Regions from separate parts of the Homo sapiens genome. Here region 2 is linked to region 1. A link is an interaction called in ENCODE POLR2A ChIA-PET data of the cell type or tissue named here. Cell type or tissue: GM12878. All regions are shown on one strand.

The links. ChIA-PET counts read pairs that join two places held together with the same protein. Peaks named below come from ENCODE experiments on the same cell type or tissue, not always from the same donor. Only the 100,000 strongest peaks of a DNase experiment are listed, where the experiment ranks them.
Region 2: POLR2A ChIA-PET joins it to region 1 with 5 read pairs; 10 of 35 experiments call an interaction of 5 or more read pairs at or near these places.

Annotation. Positions count from the first base shown.
Region 1 is chr15:72,235,924-72,239,923 of GRCh38, reverse strand. No RefSeq gene overlaps it. Among named protein-coding and RNA genes, the nearest start is that of PKM, 6.7 kb to the right of the region's middle. RefSeq lists cis regulatory regions at 1,805-1,891, 2,026-2,650, 2,699-2,819, enhancers at 2,202-2,421, 1,632-2,831 and a silencer at 2,245-2,455. In GM12878, no CTCF peak of the experiment used is centred here; a DNase peak (open chromatin) is centred at 2,303; H3K4me3 peaks cover 626 bases; H3K27ac peaks cover 902 bases.
Region 2 is chr15:72,364,541-72,368,540 of GRCh38, reverse strand. The region is part of intron 1 of HEXA (hexosaminidase subunit alpha); the gene reads left to right. Among named protein-coding and RNA genes, the nearest start is that of HEXA, 9.5 kb to the left of the region's middle. RefSeq lists an enhancer at 2,207-2,356. In GM12878, no CTCF peak of the experiment used is centred here; a DNase peak (open chromatin) is centred at 2,440; H3K27ac peaks cover 1,846 bases.

The sequences.
Region 1 (4,000 bases):
ACAAGTCTCCTAAGCCCTCTTCTCCCATTCTGGTTTCAGGTCTAGGAAATAACCTCTTCACCAAGTAAATGACCTCATCACTGAGCCCACTCTGACTGAAATACCTGCCTCCTGAGAGGACTTTGTGCCCATCTCTGTAGTATTAGAGATAGCTGACCTTTTCTTTAGTTTTTACTAAGAAGGTGCTGACATTATGCTAAGCACTTTAATAATTTGCTAACACTTTGGATTACTTACTGTGTGCTTGGTATTAAAAATTTTCTTTTTTCTTTTCTTTTTTTTTTTTTTTTTTTTGAGATGGAGCTTCACTCTTTTTGCCCAGGCTAGAGTGCAGTGGTGTGATCTCGGCTCACTACAACCTCTGCCTCCTGAGTTCAAGTGATTCTCCTGCCTCAGCCTCCCGAGTAGCCGGATTATAGGCATGCACCACTACATCCAGCTAATTTTTTGTATTTTTAGTAGAGATGGGGTTTCACCATGTTGGTCAGGCAGGTCTCGAACTCCTGACCTCAGATGAGCCACCCACCTTGGCCTCCCAAAGTAGTGGGATTACAGGTGTGAGCCACTGCGCCCAGCCAGTATTATAAGTTCTCTACATATATTTACTCGTAATTCTCAGAACAAGCCTATGAAGTAGGCGTGATTATTCCTATTTTGTAGATGAGAAAGCAGAGGCACAGAGCATAAGTAACATATTCCACAGCTAGTGACAGGCAGCCTGACTCCAGATTGCTGTTCTGGTTCTATGCTGAAAAGTGTTCAAACTTTACAAATATTTTTTCATTTAATCCTGACAACAAAGCTGGAAGATAGGTTTTCTTCAGAGATCTTAAATAATGTATCTAAGGTCCCACAGCTGGTTATTGGCAATGTTAAGTTTTGCTTTTTGGTTTTTTTTGAGACTTGGTCTCATTGTCACCCAGGCTGGAGTGCAGTGGCGTGATCATAGCTCATGTAACTTTCAACTCCTGAGTATAAGTGATCCTCTTGCCTCAGCCTCCCAAGTAGCTATTACTACAGGCATGTGCCACCATGCCTGGCTAATTAAAAAAAATTGTTTTGTAGAAATGGGATCTTGCTATGTTGCCCAGACTGGTCTTGAATCGCTAGCCTCAAGCAGTCCTCTCAAAGTGCTAGGATTACAGGCATGAGCTACTGTGCGCAGCCAGTGCTGTTTCTAACTAGATCTGACCAACTCCAGAACCTGAGTTCTTTTAACCACTCTGTTATCCTAGATGGTCTCCAACTGTTCTCACTGATGTTCCAGCAACTGAACTTTGGTGTGTGGCTACTCAAATGGTATAACAACATTTCTGTTCAATTTCAAAGATTGTTAATAGATTTTTCTCAGTCGTAAGCATTTCTTATAGTTTCTCTGTATCACTGACATCCAATATAGCAGTACTAGCAAATGATGGAATGAGAAGGAACAAATGGTGTATATTACCAGAAAAACTCAAATAGCTGAGCTAGCCTTATGGGTGTCACTTTAAAAAAAAAATCATCTGTATAATAATCTTTTTATGCCAATAAAATTGTAATAAAGTTAAATACATCATTTCATAGTGCCACAGAAAAGCAATAGGACTTTTTGGATCTAAGAAGTTTAGAAGCCACAAATGATAATATCTTAACATATATGAGGTAAAACAAATATAATTAAAACCCCACAAACAACAAGAATGCCTTCATTGTAGGGAAACTTGGGTGGGACCCTGAGTTTCTGGAGAGGAATCCTCCCACAGCCTGGAGGGGGAATTGAGGTAAAGTTGCCCCTTTTCTCTGCCCAGGCCTGGTTCTTCTGGAGGTGGGGAAGCTGGAGCCTGTGAAACCCAGGTGTGAGCAACAAGGCATCCTCCACAGGGCCAAGCCTATTACAAATACCATACATACAGGTTGACAGCGGCCTCCTACTTTTCATGTAGTCCTGGGCTCAAGCAGTCTCACTTCATAGACCTAGACATGCTTGGTTAGGACTAGGGTCAGGAAAAGAACTATTTTCTTCATTAGTTCTGGGTACAGAGTAGATGGCTATTTTTATTTTATTTTTTATTTTTGTGGGTACATAGTAGGTATATATATTTATGGGTTACTTGAGTTATTTTGATACAGGCATGGAATGAACAATAATCACATCAGGGTAAATGGGGTATCCATCACCTCAAACATTTATCTGATTTTTAGGTTGAGAAATTACAAACCCCTGGAGTTTAACCTTCCGTTTCCCTCCTCCTGGTAATTTTCCATCAGGCAGGGTGTGACCATGACTCAGTTTGTGGTGAGGATGTGGCCATCCATTGGGGAGGAGCCTGCTCGATTCTGCCTTTCATTCTGGCTGGTGGGGAGAGGGGAGAAGAGTCTGGTGCTGAGTCATTACTGGGTTTCTTACCAGCTTCTCACAGGATGGATTCTGAGATGGAGGTCTGAGGGATGCCACAGCTTCTGGGACTAATTCAGGAGTGGTGTAGAGGAAGCTCTATGGATCGTGTAATTCCTTGTAGAGCCCTCCTACCCCAGGAGAAGTGGGAATAAGGTAGGCTGCAGCTCATTTGAAGATTCACTGGCTCCTTTGGAGCACAGGACTTGCCACAAATGCATCAGACCTCTCCTCCTCTCACAGTGAGCCAGAGATGCCACTCTTTAAGTTAAAAATTATTTTGCTTAGGAGAAGACCCAAAGTCTCCTCAGTCCTAGCTGTCCTTCCTGGGATAAGTGGGTCAGATTAGCTGGCAGCCAATGAGCAAGGGCAGACACAGGTGGAGAGTGGAAGTGTGTCAGGGAAAAAGCAGACTGGTGGAACTGAAGCCAGAGGGCTCCTTGGGAGGGAGTCACTTGATCAGGGCTTCACTGATGCCTTCTTGTTCTTCCAAATCTTGATTGATGCCCCATCTCATCCCCATATGCCATGTGTCAGGATGCTCCAGTCTCTGCCTCTCCTTGGGATGGAAAGTGCCAAAGTATATCCAGGCAGATTACTTTGGGGGGATAGGGTCTGTTTATAGTGCCACTTGCATCTTTGGGGACCTGAGCTCTGGCTACACTTAACAGGGAAAAAAAGAGCACAGGGCCTCGAAGGGAGTTGCTTGGTGGATAGGATTAGATCACTCTAACGGGGCTTTGTCCAGTGAGCCCAGCATTTCTGGGCTGGAGAAAGACTGCTGGAGGTCACATTGGTTGACAGGGTCACCTTGGCTAAGACTATACTTCCATCAGAGTGACCAAGGACTCCTTAAGCTTCTCCCTTCCATTCTAAGCACTGATGAGGTTGCAGGAGCCTGGGGAAACCTAGATACACAGTTGCATTCAGAAAACACTCAGTATTTGTTTAACTGTCCCTCCCCATGGCCACCCCCCACACCATGGCCTTGCCATACCTATCTCTATTCTAACCAATTTTCCATGCCTAGCTTGAATGTCTCCTCCATGAAGCATGCCCTTTCCACACAGACAGCCTGTTCTCTTTATCCCTAACTCCAAAGTCTAACTTTATCTTCCAGGATTTGTCTGGGGAAACTGATATGCCACCCTCATAGGCCTGAAGAAATTGTAGGAGTTTGAAGGAAGACCTAGAAAAAAAGTTCAGGCTGGGGGCAGTGGCTCATGCTTGTAATCCCAGCACTTTGGGAGGCCGAGGCAGGTGGATCACCTGAGGACAGGAGTTCAAGACCAGTCTGACCAACATGGCGAAACCCCGTCTGTACCAACAATACAAAAATTAGCTGGGCATGGTGGCGGGTGCATGTAATCCCAGCTACTTAGGAGGCTGAGGCAAGAGAATCGCTTGAACCCGGGAGGCGGAAGTTGCAGTGAGCTGAGATCACGCCATTGCACTCCAGCCTGGGCGACAGAGCAAGACTGTGTCTCAAAAAAACAAAAAAGTTCACCTGGGCTCGGTGCAGTGACCCACACCTGTAATCCCAGCACTTTGGGAGGCTGAGGCAAGCAGATCACTTGAGCCTAGGAGTTTGAGACCAGTCTGGGCAACAGTGAGACCCCATCT
Region 2 (4,000 bases), 130 kb before region 1:
CGGAAGGAAACTAGCATTTATTGTCTGGCACTTGATGTATGTTATTGCCCTTTAATCTTCATAAACAGCTCTGTGAGGTCAGTGTTATCCCAATCTTTGAGAATGGAGACATAGAGGCTAAGTAACATGCCCAGGGTTACACAGCTTGTAGGGATGGAGCAGAAATTCCAGTCATGCATAAATTTTGCTTTTGTCACTGTACAGTCTTGTAATATACTCATACACGTCTTTGTCAGTCCAGTTAGCAATTTGGAAAACTACTGGCCTCTGGCAGGATTAAGCTCTAATCACATCTTAGTGTTAATTACTTCAAATAGGTAGTAACTTCTAACATCTAGTTACTCATAAGCACTCAGGTTATGAATATTTTGATCCCTGGCCCATTGTTACCAGATTCCAGTAGCATTTCTTCCTTCCTCCCATCTATTCTTAGTACAGGTAGTATTTATTAAGTAACTTTAATTGTCAATAGTACTAGGTCCAAGGAATATTAAATTGAACTTCCCCGTCCTTAAAGAATTTACAGTTTCTGGAAGTGGGGATACAGACAGAGTGTGATATTTTTCTATGATAACTGAAGCACAAGGTACTTTGGGAGTGCAGAAGAGGAACACCTGACCTAAGTGTATGGGGGGAAAAGGAGAAAGTGCACATTGAAAAGGCTTTCCTAGAGAGCTGTTGAAGGAGATCTAAAAGTAGAAGTTAGTGGGGGTGAAGATAGTATTCCGCATAGAAAGAACTGCGCGTGGAAAAGGCCTACAGGCGAGAAGCCTTCATGCCATATTCAAGGAACTCAAGGTGTCTAGCTGAAGTACACAACTCTAGGGTGGATCAGCAAGTTCTGAAGCTAAAGAGGTGATAGATGGAAAGGTCATGAAATGGCCTAATAAGCCCTGGTAAGGAATGGAGCTTTATCCTAAGGTCAAAGAAGGCCAGTAAAGTCCAGTCAACAGGATAAGTGATGTGACTAAACTCTAGCTACATTGGGGCTTGCTGTAGAGTGGGATTAGAGGCAGGAAACCCAGTTAAAAGGCTGCCAACAGTGGTCTAGATAAGAGAGAGTAGTGGCTGAAGTTGGGTTGATGGCTGTAAGGACAGAGAAAACTAGAAAGACTGAAGAGAGATTTAGGAGGTGGCTGCTTGGAAGTGGGAGTTAGGTTGGAGGGAAAGGGTGCTGAGGATGACTCCCAGATTTCTGACTTAGCAGTTTGAATGTTGGCTCTCATTCACTCGTGCTGCCATTAACAAAGATAGGGAAAATAGTAGGAGAGGAAGGGAAGGAGTAAAAAGAGCTAAATTGGTGGTCGTGGTGGCTCACACCTGTAATCCCAGCACTTTGGGAGGCTGAGGCAGGTGGATTACCTGAGGTCGAGAGTTCGAGACCAGTCTGACCAACATGGAGAAACCCCATCTCTACTGAAAATACAAAATTAGCTGGGCATAGTGGTGCATTCCTGTAATCCCAGCTACTCTGGAGGCTGAGGCAGCAGAATCGCTTGAATCCAGGAGGTGGAGGTTGCAGTGAGCCGAGAGTGCGCCACTGCACTCCAGCCTGGGCAACAGGAGTGAAACTCCATCTCAAAAAACAAAACAAAAAAAAAACAGTGAAATTAAGAGGTTGAGAGGTAGAGTGAGAATCATGAAAAGTAAATTTGATTTTGACGTGTTGACTATGAGGTATCAAGCAAACAGTTAGCTATGTAGTACTAGAGCTTGGGAGAATGAGTTTGAACACTTCCGAGGAGAAGAAGGTCCAAAAGGCAACCACAGGAGGGTGGTTGAGGAGGAGGAGGAGGATGTTGTTGGATGACTGCTAAGCCAGAACATGGGTTAGTTCTTCCTCTTGGGTGTGAAAATCATCTAGGATAATAGCCAGCCTTGAGGTGGAGAGGAATACTGGGCAACAGGATCCAAAGTATTAAGTAAATAAGGTTGGGCATGGTGGCTCACACCTGTAATCCCAGCACTTTGGGAGGCTGAGGCTGTGGGATCACTTGAGGTCAGGAGTTCGAGACCAGCTTGGCTAATGTGGTGAAACCCCGTCTAATTTGTAAAAATAGAAAAATTAGCCAGGTGTGGTGGTGCACACCTGTAATCCCAGCTACTTAGGAGGCTGAGGTAGGAGGATCACTTGAGCCTGGGAGGCGGAGATTGCAGTGAGCTGAGATCGCGCCACTGCACCCCAGCCTGGGCAACAGAGGAGGACTCCATCTCAAAAAAAAAAAAAAATTAAGTGAATAAAGAAGTGATCAGGAAGCTACAGAGTGTTGTAACAAGGAGAGCTGAAGATTTAACAGCTGGATGACATGAACCACAGAAGAAAGGTGTTTTATTACTTGGTGGTGGTGGAATGGATGACCCAGAAGCAGCCCCATATCTCAACCCTATGATGTGGGAAGTGGCTGCCTCTCAGAGCATGTTGTAGGGGAAGTGGTGTGTGGTATTCCTGGGGAGAGCCAGGCTTCAGTTAGGGAGGAAGTAGAAGAGGCTGAGTAATTAAGTAACTACACAACAAGATCTCAGAGGGTTTACAAGGTGAATGATATGTAGTACACAGGTGGTCTGGTGGAGAAGAGGAAGCAACATGTATAAAAATAGAAGTGCAGGACCAGAAGTGAGCAAAGGGGGTTATATATTGGGCAAAGTGACAAAATATGGTAGAGATATGACATGGCGGATTTCCCTGACAATAAGATTACCAAGAAAATAGATTCCAGAGACAAGCAAGCATGTGTATATATGTGGGAATTTAATATATGATCAAAGAAGTATTTCTGATCAAATGTGAAAAGATGTATTAGTCAATAAATACCTAAGGATGACTGGTTATCCAATTGGGAAAAAAATAAATCCTTACCTCATATCAAACTCAAAAGTAAATTCCAGGGAGATTAAAGATCTGAAGATAAAAGACCATTGAAGTGTTAGACAGAAATGAAGGAAACTATTATTATAATTTTAGGGGTAGAGGAGGCCTTTCTAAGTAAGCAAATAAAGAGACCGTAAAGGAAAAGAGTCATAGCTTTGACTACATAAAAATTAAAGCAAAAGAAAGCATAAGGTTAAAAAATAAGGGATAAAATGAGGCAGATATTTGCAACAAGTCAATAAAAGAAAAGTAACTTTAAAAAGTAAAAAGAATGGCTGGGTGCCGTGGCTCACGCCTGTAGTCCCAGCACTTTGGGAGGCCAAGGCGGGTGGATCATGAGGTCAGGAGATCTAGACCATCCTGGCTAACATGGTGAAACATCGTCTCTACTAAAAATAATAATAATAATAAAAAATTAGCCGGGCACGGTGGCGTGCGCCTGTGGTCCCAGCTACTCAGGAGGCTGAGGCAGGAGAATGGCATGAACCTGGGAGGCGGAGCTTGCGGTGAGCCGAGATCGCGCCATTGCACTCCAGCCTGGGCGACAGAGCGAGACTCCGTCTCAAAAAAAAGAGTAAAAAAAATTTGGCTAGTAAATGCAAAGAAATGCTTGAGGCCAAGAGTTCAAGACCAGCCTGGGCAGCATAGTGAGACCCTGTCTCTACAAAAAATAAAAATAAAAATTAGCCTGACATGCTGGTGCACGCTTGTAGTCTTAGCTGTTTGGGAGGCTGAGGCAGGAGGATCACTTGAGCCTAGGAGGTTGAGGCTGCAGTGAGCTATGATTGTGCCACTGCACTCCAGCCTGGGTGACAGAGCAAGACCCTGTCTCTAAAAAAAAAAAAAAAAAAAATTAAATTAAAACTTAAAAAGAAATACAAATTGAAATTGAAACAATGTATGTGTTTTTTTAAATCCAGCTGGCAATGGTGAAAAAGAATTGAGATGTTCTAGTGTTGGAAAGATGTGGAGAGATGGGCCCATATATGTGGATTTGGGTGTAAGTCAGTACAGTAACTTGGAAGAGGAATTTGGCAGTATCAAAACCAAAACTTTTCTTACCTGTGGCCTAGCATTTCCACCTCCAAGAATTTATCCTACAGATATCTTTCACAATTGCTTATATACATA